2 separate regions of the Mus musculus genome follow, and region 1 is linked to region 2. A link is a loop called in an ENCODE intact Hi-C map of the cell type or tissue named here. Cell type or tissue: heart. All regions are shown on one strand. Region 1 overlaps Aldh3a2 (aldehyde dehydrogenase family 3, subfamily A2). Region 2 overlaps Slc47a2 (solute carrier family 47, member 2).

Region 1 (8,000 bases), 72 kb before region 2:
CTGGATGATACTATTCTGCCATGCATTTTCTCTCCTGAGGCCCAGCCAATGCAGCTCACTGTAACCTGGACTTCCTGCTGTGCGATTTCCCTGTCCCTGTACTCTGGAGTCTGTTTATGCAGTGCTTAGGACAGCTACCCCAGAATTAACTTCATGATGGGGTCAAGGCTGAGTGTTATGTACTCCGGGCAGGGGTATCCTTTCACATCCAGCCAGCAGAGAAAATGGGAACACCACCTGGGGGCTCCTCTAGGAGTAGCATCTTCTCACAAGTTGGGCCACTGTCATTAGAGCCCTCTAGACACTATAGGAAGTGAGAAACAAAGAAAGCCAGGCATCCATCCGTCACCAGCATATACCCCCCGTTCCATGAACAAGTGATCAAGTGCAGAAGGATCCTGCACACTTCCTTGGCACCTTTTGGTGACACTCAATTACACAGAGTGATGGTTATGCTGTGACCAACCAGGCTTTCTCATCTCTGACCCAGACTGTTCTTTGGAACATTAGCCTAACCGAAGAGTGAGAGTCCAGAGATGGTTGGTCTTTTTCCAGGATATAAATTGGATTTTAAATAAAACAAAATTTCAAAAAGCACTGATAACATTCCAGTCTTTCCTGGCGCTGTCTACCAGTCTTTGTGGAGCTGTGAGAAGGGTGAGCAAGCCCTTAGCTAGGCAGCTCTGGGTACCCTGGAGGCCACAGGTGGGAAGCCCGGCCAGGCAGCCCTCCTCTGCCTCAGTTCACCTGTCTCAGACTGAGAAGTGCTTGCTCTGTGGTGCTCTCCTTTACAGCGGTGCTACGGTGTGAGCAGAGCTGTAAAGCCCAGCTTGTCTGGTCACACAGCCTCAGGATGGCAGATGGCGCTGATCCAAATTCTCGGTTGTTTTCGGGCCTGTGACTGGTGGACACAGCTCTAGGCTCAGTGGTGACACATGGCACAATGACCATCACATACTCACAGAACAGAATGTGAGGTCTGAGAAAATTTCAAATAAAAAAGCATGACAACCAATGTTAGCAAACGACATCCTTGAGGGATAGAAAGGAAAAATGGATTTACAAAGGAACTTTGCATCATATCTCCATTTCTGAGGTCAAAATTAACACACAATAATTTATGAAATACATTTATTTTGAAGATCAGTAGAGTAAGTATTTTGGCCTAGCTAGAAGCTGTGATTTATAATTTACTATAACAACAGTAAGTGCAAGTTCAACATTGAAATTTTGTGCAAAATATTTTATGATTAGTCTATGACAACTGCTACTTAAGCAACTATTTGCTATAACGGGCCAATGATTTGTTCTTGATACTTCCTTCATACAATACACTTCAGATAGCCTCAACGGTGGGACAGGTTACTCAGCAAACACGGCTATACATTCAATAAGCATGTTACGTTCTCATTGAGTAGGCCGAGTTAATTAGGACCCCAGGAAGGCAGTGAGGCTTGGAGCTTTGGGCCCAGCCAGGCCCCAGCAGCAGGAAGCCAGATCCACACAGATCTCTCTGCCACATCCCTGCTTAGCCACACTAGGATCTAAGGGAGAATGATGCCCCGCTTGCTCGGGAGCGCCTCTGACCATCCCATCCCTTAAGTGTGCTCCACAGCTCGCAGTGTTCTCCAGCAATCCCTGTCCTGTGAGTTCTGAAGCCCTGGGGTATAATAACCCCCCCTTCACTACAGGAATGGCTCCATGCTTTATAGATCTGTAGGAATCTCTCTAAGATTTAAAAAGTAAAATTTCCTTGCATTGTGCTAGGAGAATAAGCAGAAGGCTTATCCTTGAAGATCTACAAAACATTCAACTTGAGGATCTTGAGGGGATTTTTATGAAGAATGGGGAGGGTCCCCATCATGTTGCCTAGGTTGGCTTCAAAGTCCTGGGTTAGGGAATCTTCTGGCCTCAGGCTCAGGAACAGCTGTGACTGCAAGATGCTCTGAGTGGCCTTCACAAAAAAAGCATTGCTTCTTGGCAAGAGACTCAGTGCAGTTTAGGTCATCACAAAGGCACTGGGACAGTCCCCACAGACTGTCACAAACACACAGACTTTGGGTGGTGCGCTATGAATAAGAAAGGATGTTTAAATGGAGAGCGGACTCCTGAAGGCCGGTCTCAAGCCACAATGGATGAGATGGACATACCCACCTGCAGTTTTAGTACCTCAATGCCTAACAGTAGCTGGGAGGACCTAGCCTCAGCTCTCAAGATAACAGAGGTCAGCTGGAAAGCCTGGGCGGTGTTTGACACTGGAGTGGGCAGAGCTATGGGCTGGAGGAAAATGAATGGCCAAGGAGCAGTTATCGAGTCTCCCTGACTCATCATCGTGGACTGGGATCTAGTGTGACATGTTCTCGCCCCAGCCCAGTCTACATCCTCTCAGCACTTGCACTGCTCTCAATTGCGGAGATTTGGCTCAAACACTGAGTTTCATTAGTGGTTTGTGGCAACAGCTTAGGTTTGATTGCAGTACATCTGTGAATTTCCTGGTTTGGGTACAATTTTAAAAGTATTGGTTTGTTAACCATTTAGTAGAGTGATACTTCAGGAGAGGCAACAAGGAAGTCATTACAGCTGATCCTAAGGAGAGGAGAAAAGGATTCATGTTATCCTGTTATGAAAAAACCCACCCACATCAAGCCTTAGAACATAAGCCCAGACTAAATTCATAACAGAAAAAAAGAAAAAGCTATGTGTTCCTAAAAAGCCATAGTGCCGCTTCAACTGAAAATAAAGGATTATGCTTTTCCTCAATAATGACAATAAGACAGAGGGGGCAGACTGCACACTGTGCAAAGCAGCAGACATTACAGAAGTGTGCACTATTCCGGCACTGTGGTAGGAGTCCAAGCATTGGCATGACATCTAAAACTGAGGAACTTATTTCTTTTTTTTTTCTTTTTTTCTTTTATTTTTATTTTTATTTTTTTTATTAGGTATTTTCCTCATTTACATTTTCAATGCTATCCCAAAGGTCCCCCATACCCCCCCCCAATCCCCTACCCACCCACTCCCCCTTTTTGGCCCTGGCGTTCCCCTGTACTGGGGCATATAAAGTTTGCAAGGAACTTATTTCTAAGTTCAAGAGCGGCATCAATGTTTTTAGAATGTTTTTAAAGACCCAAAGGAGCAACACAAGCTACACTCTGAATCACTGTTTAGAATAAAATATGCTTTGATACAAACAGGATAAAAGGTCAGAGAAGAGAGCAAAGAGGCAGCAAAGGGAAAAGGCCAGATCTCCACCTGACTCCATCCCAGGTTAAAAAAGAAGTGAATGTATCGGCCGATAGTAAGGAGATGGGAGAAGCTGAAATTGGCCTGGGAAATTGCAAACTCCCCCACACTCTGTAGGGACGATCCAAGTAGAAGCTTTGACAAAAATCTTAACTTTGTAATCAAGCCAAGGATCAAGCCTGCATGCTCTCATTCCCACTAAAGACCCTGGCTAAGGAAGACCTGTCTGCCACACCCTTTCGGGAACTCAAGGCTGCCTTGTGTGATGCACTGATAGCTAGATGGGCCTTCTTGGGGACAAGGTAGGCCTGGGAAGCACTAACTCAGCCTGGTCCTCTATGTCACCCCAGAGGCTGAGATATTCTACCCCAACCAATAGTATGCACCTTAGGCTAAGGGATCAATGTCAAATGAAATGACCAGAGACCCAAGCCTACCTCCAACCAGATCTCCAGCCTCAAAAAAGGGAAAAGAGGGAAAGCCCCGAACTGCCACAGTGAATCCCTAAGCTGAAGGGGTTTATTTTTAATTAAAAATGAAACAACTGAGATTTAAAAATATATATTCTCAAATTATGAAACAAACATTAAACATGCAGATAGTGACTGTGGACTGGCGCTGCACGGTGCATCCTCCCGGACTGACGGAGGCAGCGGTGCAGCTCAACATGTGGCCACTCACTTTTAATCAGGACGCAGGCTTTGCCAGACTCAGCCTAGACACTACTCTTATACATTTCTCTCAGATTACCAGGACCCATCCATGTCCCTTTAAAATGATGCCTAGATTAAGTTTTAACACCGATTAGCTCCAGACCAAGGTCCAGTATATGTAAGTAAGTTAAACCTTCTGTCAGTAACCCCAAACCGTCAGCTAATAGAAACAACTAAAACCAAACAGAACCTAGCCTGGCCCACCTCACACACAGAAGGAAAATAGGAAACTCCTACCTCACTCTCAACAGACAGCTGGGGCCTGACCGTCAGTGCTTACTGGACCAGCGCCGTCTATGAACTATCAGAGAAGCCAACAGGGCTTTTCCCCTCGGCAGAGCTTGGTATTTCTGAGAAAACCCAAATGATTTCAAATGCAGCTGTTATCACCAATCCATCAGCGTGGCGATAGTGTAAGACAACAACTTTTCACATTTTAACCACATCTATAAACATGGCAGTTCCGTCATGCCTCTCATCCACGGCCACTTTTCACAGTCATTGTCCCACATGTCCTAGTTAGCTGTCTGAGGAAACCCTTTCCCCTCTCCACCTTGACATTCATTCCCACAGACTCCCTCCTTCACCCCAGGGATGACAGCTGCCCAGAAAAGGAGGCTCTCACGAGGGCCTCTTTGCAATGTCACCTCTGTGATGACCTGTGGCCCAAGACAAACTTTATCTGGCAATCAGGGAAAGTATGCCTAATAAGAACTACACCCCTTGCCTATTTCTTTCCAGTACCACCATTCCGTATCACCAGGACGACTTCACGCACGTTCCAGAACAAACTAAAATTGAACAGAGAATACCAATCAATACCCAGAGGAGCAGAGAGCTGACAGCTCAGAATCTTCCAGAAAGCTCCACAGTGTCTTAGACTCTCATAAAAGTTGGTAAAGTCCTGTAATCATTTTGAGTTTATAGGACGTTCAGCCTTCAGAGCTACTGAAGGTTGACACTGCAGCCGAGAAGCAGCTAGGACAGCAGATGCCGTGTTTACAGAAACAGGGAGCTGGCCATCTGACAGACTTTAGAAGCTGGTTGATGTAGCTACAGCAGCCCCCGGCGAGGAGGAAGGACCAGGCAGGATAACAGATGGACTTACAGCAGCCTGGCCCAGATAGGAAGGGTCAGAAGGACTGGTTTGTCCGGAGGAGAGGGACTCACCTTGACAATCACAGCTGCAACAGCAACCAGGCACACAAACAACAGCATCCCCAGCCTTCCTTTGTTGAACTGCTTCAGCAGGAAGAACTTGGCCCAGCTGACCTTGGACTCGCTGTTGGGCGGGTACCTGAGCTTGTTGACGCTTTCCCCCTTTAACCCTTTTAACAAGCAGGGGCGCTGATGAGAAAAGGTATCAAAACTGTATTTTCCATGATACGCCCCCATTCCACTGGCACCTGAAATAAATGGAAGAGAAGAAACGAATTTCAGTGTGGGGGTTTCCCACTTCAACACAGACTGAGAAAGCCTGGCTGTGCTCTGCCTGAGAGGGAGACATTCAACTTCTTGGACTTTCCCCCCAGAAGTCCTTTCCCAGCTTGGCTCCCAGCACAACCATCCGCCCTCTCAGGCAGGATGCAGGGTCAGGATCTGCAGCCCCTCTGGGGTTGTGCTGTCCTTTATACCAGAAGTGTGCTAAGTGTTTCGGGGTGTTCTTTGGGGACTCCCACCACAACCCTGTGGTGGTCTGAACCTCTAACCCAGAGCCAGCCGATCTGCCTAAGGTCACATGGCTGCTAAACGAGGAAGCTAAAAGTGAGCTAAGGTTAGTCTGATCTGACGCTCAATGCTGTACGTGTGTTTTCCCATCAGTCCACGTGACCTTATTTATCCATGGCTCCCCTCACTTGTTTCCTCTAAATTCTTGAAGAGCAACTGAAAATGGGGTAACAAGGTTAGGCGGCCAGATAAGAATAATCAAGGAAAAACTTCTGTCTTCTTGGAAGCCACGCTATAATACACAATGCACACAACAGACTGCAGATGAAACTGTCCTGCGCAGTGGCAATGGACAACGGCGGAAGGCAGGCAGGCAGGCTGCCTGGAAGCCGGGGACAGTTAGCTGGGGCCAGGTCACAGCTCAGTCACCAGTGTTTTGTGGGAAGGGATCAGTCAGAAAGCAAGACTGATTCATTGGAGAGACAATGACACCAGAGAGAAAACCCGAGGACACTGAGGGAGGGGAAGAGGGGCCAGCAAAAGCCATTACCAGGGTAGGAAGGACCCAGAGGAAAGGACCAGACTGCATCCACAATGCTTCCCCAATAACAAAATGCCCCTTGCCCATCCTTTAGAGAATGGGGGACTCTCACGCCTCAAATCAAGCAGCACACGAGGAAAGGCTGCCCTTCCCCATGGAGGCTTGGGGGGCTAGTGCATGTAGCACTGACTACCCACCTCAGCATCAACTCCAGTAGAACACAGAGGGATTCTGTTTCTGGCATTCTAAACCTTTCTCTCACTGTACTGCACTTAAATACAGGTATCTCGCTAATTAATCTGAAACCTGATTCTTGGCCCTTAAGCTGGGAAGATCTGGTAGCTTAGTCAGTAAGGGAAGTAATGAGTTGAAGAAAAGTCATCACAGCTGTGGTCAGTGACGATGAGGACAGAGTATGACGGGACAGACGGTACTGCGCAGGCCATCAGGAAATGACCGCAAGCCAGGTGAGCAGCAACCAGAAAATGACCCTAAGCCGAGTGGCCGGAGGAGGACACGGTCCCAGGGACATGCACAATAAACACTACCCAACTTTCAACAGCTCGTACAAGAAATCTGGGAAACATGCTTCTGGCACATTTCTATTCAGAGAAGGTCGCTATGGTGACTTGGGAAGCCATTCTCATAAGCTCCTAGGTCTGTTTGGTCCCTATTAGTGGAACTGTTTGGGTAGGATTAGGTGTGGCCTTGTTGGAATGGGTGTGGCCTTTTTGGAGGTATACCACTGGGGCTTTGAGGTTTCAAAAGCCCACTCCAGGTCGAGTCTGAACCTGAGTGTCTTTGCCTGCAACTTGCAGAGCAGATATGAGCTCTCTGCAAACTGCTCCAGCTCTATGCCTGTCTACCTCCTCTATGCTCCCTGTCAGGATGATAGAGTAACCCTCTGAAACTGTCAGGATGATGGAGAGTAACCATCTGAAACTATAAGCAAGCCCTCAGTTAAATGTTTTCTCTTTTAGATTGTCTTGCTCACGGTGTCTCATGACAGCAATAGAATAATAATGAAGACAGTCATACTTACCCACACCTCCAAAGGGCAGAGAATTAACAGTGAAGTGCATGATGACATCATTGCCGGTGACTCCACCACTGGAGGTCTCATCTATCACCCGTTTGATGAGCTGAGGGACAGACCAAAGGCACCCAGGTCAGACCTAAGGTCCTATCACTCCAGTGTCTTGGAAGGCACTCACTGTGGTCTCTAAGGACATTCATTCTGGCTTTGTGTGTTGGTGCAAGTTCTTAAGTTTGGGGAGACACAAAGTTCATGTCAAAATCTAAAAATATTGTATAAAATTATCTTCGGGTTATGAATACATCATCTCATGAAACACAGAAGGGGTCTGTGCTTAAACCTAGGTCCCATCAGCTCATAATTCACAGGGAAATATTCCAAAACCTGAAAACATTCTGCAATCGAGCTGCGTGGCACACGCTTGTATCTCAGCAACTGAGAAGCTGGCGCAGGAGAAGCATGAATTTAAGGCCAGCCTAGGGTACACAGTACCTTAAGAATTCTGAAATCTGAAACACATTTGGTCCCCAGCACATAGGCTGTAGATGAAGAGTGGCTCTGAACCTTTGTTTACTGGTCAACATCAAGTTCTGTAGTCCAACATAGTACCAACAATTTAGAAATAGTTACTTCTCTGAAGTTGGTACTGACCAGAAGGGTTCTGCCCTGAATAGCTTTCACAGTACCATGGGATGCTAACAGGCTGTTGGAGGTGAGGGAATCAGGGGTTGGGGGGAGTCTTATGCGGCAGTGAACCTGTGAACTGTGATGATGACCAGCACAAGGGATGCCAGTGGGC
Region 2 (8,000 bases):
GTAGAAACCTAGCGAAATGAAAATTCCCTGGAGTCTATAAGGGTAACCTAGCAAAGACTTCTAGTAACAGGGGTTATGAAGCCTGAACTGACCATCTTCTATAACCAGACAAGGCTCCCAGCAGTGAGACTGGGACACCAAACCAGCCACAAAACCTTAGACCTACAATCTGCCCTGCCTGCAATAGGGTAATGGTGGCACAGGACTTGTGGGAGTAGCCAGTCAATGATAGGTCCAACTTGGGGCCCATGCCTTGGAAGGGAGACCTGTAAGGCATTTTCTTAACTAGTGATTGATGGGGGAGGGTCCAGTGCATTGTGGGTGGGGCCACTCCTGGCCAGGTGGTCCTGGATTCTCTAAGAAAGCAGGTTGAGCAAGCCATGGGGAGCAAGCCAGTAAACAGCACCCCTCCATGGCCTCTGCATCAGCTCCTGCCTCCAGGTTCCTGTCCTGACTGCCTTTGATGATGAACTGTGATGCGGAAGCATAGGTCAAATAGACCCTTTACTCCCCACATTGATTTTTGGTCAAGGTGTTTCATCACAGCAATAGTTACTGTCTAGGACAAAGACTAACCACATAAGCAAGCCCCAAGTCCAAGAAACCCTGCATCAGGAGAAGAAAATGCAAGAGTGAATGAGGAATGTTCTCAGCATCAGCCTTGGGCTTCCACAGACATTTTCACACTATGCCAAAGCACATCTGAACACGCACACAAACATATGGAAGAAAGAAAAATAAAAGGTTCAATAAAGTTACGGTAGAAAATGTCCCAAATGTGAGCAGAGAGGTGGCCATTCAGAGCAAGTTACACTTAGAACCCCCAAATAGGGAGACCTGAGAAGAATCAACCCACAATACTCTACAGTGGAATTGCTAAGACTACAAAATAAAGAAATATTAAAATCTGTAAGGAAAAAAAGCACCTTGTAAAGGCGAGCCAATCAGAATTACATCTGACCTAGCCCAGATCCTACAACTCAGGAAAGTATAGAGTGATTTACTCACACACTCACACACACACACACACACACACACAGAGAGAGAGAGAGAGAGAGAGAGAACACTCACGAGTAAGTCAGGCAAGCTTACAATATAAAGCAAGGTTATCTTTTAAAACCAACGAAGTAGGGCTGAGGATGTAGCTCAGTTAATAGAGGACTTGTCAAAAATGCAAAACTCAGTCCCCAGAACCACATAACCCAGGCCCTGGGACCCCTGCCAACAATCAGGAGGAGGAGGAGGGAGGCAAGAGAATCAGAAAATCAAGGCCATTTTCTACTATGTATCAAGTTCAAGGCTTCCTAGGATACATGGGATTCTCTGTTTAAAAAACAAAAAACTAGATAAGTAAAGCTATTTTAAGGGAAGCACAAAGCTAACACTGCAGAAGATACTTAGAGGAATCCCACACACAAAAGAGAGAGGAAAGCAAGCATATGCACAAGAGCACAGAGAATAACTTTATGATGCACAGATGAACAAGGAAGGACTGGGAAATAATTATGTCCCATTCAAAATGACATCAGCCCTTATGTGAATACACGAATAAGATGGTCGTGGAAAAGGGGAAATGAATAAAATAAACAGCCAACTCCACCATGAAAAAATTAGAGGAATCAGCAAAACCTTCCAAACAATAAATAACCCCGAGTGTGAATGGTCTCCGCGCTTCAGTTAAAAGATATAAAGTATCCGATTGGACTAAAAGCGACGCTTAACTTATCCAAGAGAAGCACTCCTCAGTGGTAAAGATGCACACTCACAGAACGCAAAGGGGTGGAGGATGACAACACCAACCAAATGGAAGCTGAAGCTGAAGCAGACTTCAAGCAGAGACAGACGGATTAAGAAGGCACCAAATGCTGCCAATGGGACCGTCCATTAAGAGTATATGATATATAACCTATGCATTAACACTGGGGTCCCAACTACATAAACAAGTACTGTAAGGCACAGCAAGGACATATTAGATCAGATTCAGTAGTTTTGGATGATTTCAATACTTTTCTCGCATAAATAGATAGACCATCTAGATAAAACAAACCACCAAAAGGGAAACTTCCACATTAAAACATACTGTAGATCATGTGGACGTACCACACTCCCATGAGAAACATGCTATTTACAGCCATGGAGTACACATTCAACATGAAACTTTCTCTAAAATAGACCACATCTCATTCTGAAAAAAAAAGTCTTATCAAATAAAATAAAATAACTTCTTTTCTACCATCAGATAATGGAAACAAACTAAAAGTCATTACTAAGAGAAACAATGGAAAATATACAAAGACCTGGAGTTTGAACGGGATGTCATTGAAGAAATCAGGAAAGAAATGTTAAAAAACTCTAGAATCAAATGAGAGTGAAAACAGAATCTATTAGATTCTTTGGAATGCTGTAAGGGTAGCCTCTCACCTTTCTTTCTTAAAATGGTGTGTGTGTGTGTGTGTGTGTGTGTGTGTGTGTGTGAGAGAGAGAGAGAGAGAGAGAGAGAGATAGAGAGAGAAAGAGAGAGAGAATGAGTATGTGAGAGAGTCTCTGTGTGTGAGAGTATGTGTGTATGAGAGAGAGTGAGAGAGTGTGTGTGTGAGTGTGTGAGTGTGTGTGAGAGAGTGTATGTGTGAGTGTGCAGGCATACATGTGTGTGTGTGAGAGAGAGAGAGAGAGAATGAGTATGTGAGAGAGTCTCTGTGTGTGAGAGTATGTGTGTATGAGAGAGACTGAGAGAGTGTGTGTGTGAGTGTGTGTGAGAGAGTGTATGTGTGAGTGTGCAGGCATGCATGTGTATATGTGTGTCTGTGTGCAAGCATGCCACAGCACACATGTGGAGATCAAAGGGCAACTTTCAGAAATTCTCTCTCTCCTTTCATGTTAGGTTCCGGAGATGAACTCAGGGAGTCGGGTTTGTGAGGAGCCGCTTTTACTTGCTGAGCCGACGATTTACCCTCCCATTCTTTCTACACCAAAAGAAGCCAAATCCAACCAAACAAAAAACAAAACCCATAAATCCTTCCCCTCTATCCACCTAGACTGTTTCTCCTTCATCTTTCCATTTAATCCATTTCATTAACTTAGCTATTTCATTCACAGTGGTGCAAAGGAACAACTCTATTAGCACAAAAAGTTCCACCAGCCTCCTTACAGACTCCAAAACAATTGGTACTTACAGCATGATGGCTGTACAGGTGGTTGTTAGTATGTTGTTCTTACAGAGTATTCATCTCTGGGTAGGAACGTTATTGCAGACAGTAGCTGTCTCTCAAGAGAGGACTGGGAATAATGTCTGGGGAATGCCAGTTCTACAGAGGGAAGGGATAGATAGTAAGAGCAGCCTTTGGGTGCAGGACAATGAGTGGGATGCTGCTGCCTCCCTGCTGTCTAGCTTTCACTGGTGAAAGCTGCTGCGCAGGACGCTGGGAGAGAGATGTCATCAATGTCTTACTCAGCTGCACACCTTCCATGTTACAATACCAACATGCCAGCTAAGACGACCCCAGGGACGCAATCTCGTCCTGGCTGCATTCTGGTTGGACCTAGGACCCACTTCTCAGGAGGCAGTTCATGCTTTGTACTGTGGACTTGGTCAAAGGTCCAATGCTGGGGAGGTCAGAGTCTCTAGTGATAAACCTAAACTGCTTCTGTTTGATTAAGTGTAAGCGTCGTTGAACTGTCTCCTAAGTACGTGAGCATACACCCTAGACTGGTGCCATGCTCAGCCTTGGTCAGAGAAGCCTCTCTTCACAGAGAAAGGCAGTAAATGCAGAAACTCAAGCTGGGCCAGTTGCCGAGAATAAGTGATTGTTGAATAATAAGTGATTGTTCATCCCTTAACGGGGACAGCCCTGTCACCACCTCCAGGGTGCAGAGGATATAGTGCAAGAGACAGTGGGAAGAATACAAGAGTCAGGTTACAGGGAAGAGGGCTGTGAAACACCGTCTCCCAGACACAGCATGGCTACCATTCTCATGAGCTCAGTAGCTATAGTTGTCTGCACATGACCTGGGCAAGACTGAGCTTGCAAATATCCAGTCGTGGATGGAGGACAGGCTCATGGGGCTCAGCCATTCCTCAGAACCCATGGCCAGAGTAAGTCTACTATTATTCTTGTATTACAGGGACATAGTATAAAAGTGCCTCTAAGCTCATCTCTTTACGTATAAATCCTAAGAGCAAAAGGGTAGGGAGGACTGGAGGGAGACAGTGTCATCTGACACTGCACTCATGAACTCAACAGCAGCTGTGGCTGCCTGCACATGATCTGAAAAGATAGCCAGTCAGTGTTCTAGCATGAAAGGGGGAAGGATTACATGAGCCCCCACCCACAGCAAAGGAGCTATGGATGGCTGATAGATTCTTGGGGAGGAAGTGTCAGTTTCTTTAAGGGTGTGTGGCTCCTGGTAGCTTGGCCGTGCTCCAGCTCCAGTGTATGGTCCCACACCCAGAAGTACACAGACAGCACAGACTGGGGACAATAAGCCATTTAAAAAAAAAAAAGACATGAAATTGAAGATAGAAAGTGAGAGTGGGTGGGGAGAGTCAAAGGGAAGGGTTAGGAGTAAATGTGATCAAAATACAACATATGAAACTTTCACAGAATTGATTAAAATGTTTATTAGAGGATCTTTTTAAAATATTTAAAGGCGAGAACTTTTAAAATAAGGATGGACAGATATAAAAAAGAAACACAAAATATTTAGAAATTAAAATATAATTGCTGAAATTAGGAACAAATGAATCTGAAACTGAATAAGATGAAGGTTTAGGACATCAGGGGATGGGGAGATAGTTCAATATGTAAGTGTACTTGCTATGCAAGCTTGAGGGCCTGAGTTCTAATCCCCGGCTAAAAGGCCAGGTGTGGCTGCATGTACCTGTAACCCTGATGCTATGAGGGGTAGAGTTGGGAAGGCTGCTGGGGCTTGCTAGCTGGCTCCAGGTTCAATGGCAGACCCTGCCTCAATGAAATAATGCAGAGAGTAGGGGAGCAGGACCTCTAATGCCCTTCTCTGGCCTCTGAACATGTGTTCATATGTATACACAGATACACAGTCAGACAGACAGACAGACAGACAGACAGACAGACACACACCATATAAGGCTCAGGAGAGGGGAAGACAAGGTGTGTCATACATGACAGAGGTAAGAAACCTGTGTGCTGGACACACTACAGTGAGCAATGCAGTTGTTTCTCCAACTGTCTTGGCTCACTTCCCCCTGGGCTCTGATAGCAAAACACCTCCTCGTGGATTCCAGTTATGCATGCCGCTATGTAAACCTTCAATGGCTAAGCTAGGCTGGGCAGGTTCCTTTTTCCTGAACTTATTTTGGAATGCACCATGGCTGGCACGAATACAGCTAGAGCCTAAGGATGTTTGAGACTCACAGTGTGATCGATGATTCGGTGGAGAATCATCACAGCAGATTAGAGCCATTGAATGAAAAGTCACCGACGAGCCAGAAGCTCAAATGCTCTGCTTTTGTACAGCTCACATCCCAGTTACAAAGTGTGTCTTTCCAGTTAAGAAGAAAGCCAGTGAGCACCACGGTTCTCTTCCCCCACTTCCTGACAGCCCATGCAATGTGACCAGCCACCTCACCCTGATGCTGTCACTCCCCGTCCCCAAGCCCCCACATGCACATGATAGACTATCTCCTCACAAACAACTAGCTGAAACAAATCCCTCCCACATTAAGTTGCTTCTCATCAGTTATCTGGTCACGCCACTGAGAAAAGCAGCTAATAACATCTATTAAAGGCACAGTGTATAATTGTTGGCAGTTACCAACATAACCAGGTAGCTGGCAGAAAACAACTGAAATCATCCAGAAAAGGCCAGCCTAGAGACTAAGACTGACATCTACCCAGGCTGAGGCTGGGGAGAAAATTAACTCCAAACTGTCCGGAGGAGTCAGTTCTGTTATGGAAACATTTTAAATCTAGACCATATTAATGTGAGCCTATACACCAGTGAAAATAATTCCAAATGAGTCTATTTTACAGTAGACAAATTATATTTCAGTGAAGCTGTTAAAAATCAAAATCATTTTCTTAATTTTGACTTGGGAAAAACTCTGAAATGACTAAGAATTGTGAGCCGAGAGGGAATTAGCGAACAGTACCAGTATGTGGATGTGGAGTCTGGCAGAGCAACACCAAGATTCTCTCAATGTTCATCTACCTCTGTCAGCTTTAAAAGTAAAACAGAAGCAAATGGCAGGCTAGAAGAAAAGCAGGGAACTAAGTGTGTTCTTATTTTAGGCACTCTTAACAGATTCATTTTGTTTTAAAACATGAATATGTAAATTACACTTGTTTTGGGTAATAAGAGGTGTGTTGGGGGAGGGACCAATCTTCACAAGTAGAAGACTAAAACGCAACAAAAACCTATTGAAAATGCATAAAAGGCCTTCATGTAAGACCTGACACTCTGAAATCTTTATAGAGAAAGACTTCAAGAGTCAGCTCAGACAAGGACTTTATAAAAATAACTCAAATAGCTCAAGAAAGAAGAGCAGAGATTGGTAATTGAGTTGTACAGAATTGAAAGGCCCTGGCACAGCAGAGGAAATGACCACCAGAATGGACAGACCACCTATGAAATAGGATTTAAAAATCTCTACAAGCTATTCTTCTGATAGTGGGCAAATATCCAGAGTTCATAAGATAAAAGGCTAAGAGCGATTAATTCAGCCAATTAGTGGGTAAGTGAATTGAGTAGCTTCAAATAAGAATATGACCAGCAAATGTATGAAAATTTGGGACAACCCCAGAGGCCAGGGAAACAAAAATGGAAAGTACACAGAGATTTACCGTGTGCCAATCATAATGGCTATCATTAAGAAAACAAGCAACTGTCAACTGCCAGCGAGAATCCAAGGGAAAGAAACTTTATATCCTGCTGACAGGAACTGCAAGGCAGTATGGTAGGGCCTCAAACTCCCAAACATAGGATGGCACGTATATGATCTGGCTATACCACTCCTAGGCTCGCCTGAAGGCAACCGAGTCATTTTACAGCAGAGACCTCCAAACTTATGATTCTCATGATGCTAACATGAGCCATGGTATGGGATCAGCATAAATGGGACCTCTCAGATCTAACAGCTATTTATAGAACATTTCATCCTAAAGCAAAAGAATATACCCTCTTCTCAGCACCTCACGGTACCTTCTCCAAAACTGACCTTATAACTGGTCACCAAATAGGTCTCAACAGATACAAGAAGACACACCATACACAAGTAAACAAGGTACATACACAAATATAAAAAAATTCATAACGAAATGCATTTTTTGTTTTGTTTTTTTCAAGACAGGGTTTCTCTGTGTAGCCTCGGCCATCCTGGAACTTGCTCTGTAGACCAGGCTGGCCTGGAACTCACATCTGCCTTTGTCTCCTGAACGCTGGGATTAAAGTGTGCAGCACCACTGCCCAGCTGATGCCCATTATTTGTGTAAATTATACACTAATAAAACATGGGTGGAAAAAAAATCAGAAGACCCTGGGCTCAGCCATCAGTACTGGGGACAGGAAGATGGGAGAGAATAAATCCCACTTTTAACATCATAAGAAGAGGGTACTTAGGAGTCTAAGCAAGGAGCCAGTGGTGGCTACAGTGGGAGCTTTAGCTCAGGGGAAAGAGACTGAGGACATGCATATAGAAGGTCTCCATGGTCTTGGACCTGAGCAATCAGGACTGTCAAAGCGTCCAGGTACTGCCTGGCTTTGTGTCATAGAGTCATAGAGAGAGGAAGGAGCCTTCCTTGAGGACATGCCTCCATGAGATCCAGCTGTAAGGCATTTTTCTCAATTAGTGATCACTGGGAGAGGATGCAGCCCATTGTGGGTGGGGCCACCCCTGGGAAGGCCATCCCGGATTCTATAAGAAAGCAGGCTGAGCAAGCAAGCCATGGAGAGTATCGTGTCCTCTGCATCAGCTCCTGCCTCCTGGATCCTGCCCTGCTTGAGTTCCTGTCCTGACTTCCTCTGGT

What was found. Hi-C counts contacts between places; a loop is a spot of excess contacts. Peaks named below come from ENCODE experiments on the same cell type or tissue, not always from the same donor. Only the 100,000 strongest peaks of a DNase experiment are listed, where the experiment ranks them.
Region 1: it touches region 2 in a loop (1.8-fold over the local background); 3 of 42 quality-filtered maps call a loop at or near these places.

Annotation. Positions count from the first base shown.
Region 1 is chr11:61,243,736-61,251,735 of GRCm38, forward strand. Aldh3a2 (aldehyde dehydrogenase family 3, subfamily A2) reads right to left here. Exons shown (of 10, transcript NM_007437.5): 8 at 7,208-7,307; 9 at 5,127-5,362; 10 at 1,017-2,586. The coding sequence ends at 2,575. Among named protein-coding and RNA genes, the nearest start is that of Aldh3a2, 19 kb to the right of the region's middle. In heart, no CTCF peak of the experiment used is centred here; no DNase peak of the experiment used is centred here.
Region 2 is chr11:61,315,844-61,323,843 of GRCm38, forward strand. The region is part of intron 8 of Slc47a2 (solute carrier family 47, member 2); the gene reads right to left. Among named protein-coding and RNA genes, the nearest start is that of Gm25929, 15 kb to the right of the region's middle. In heart, no CTCF peak of the experiment used is centred here; a DNase peak (open chromatin) is centred at 3,858; H3K4me3 peaks cover 729 bases; H3K27ac peaks cover 1,996 bases.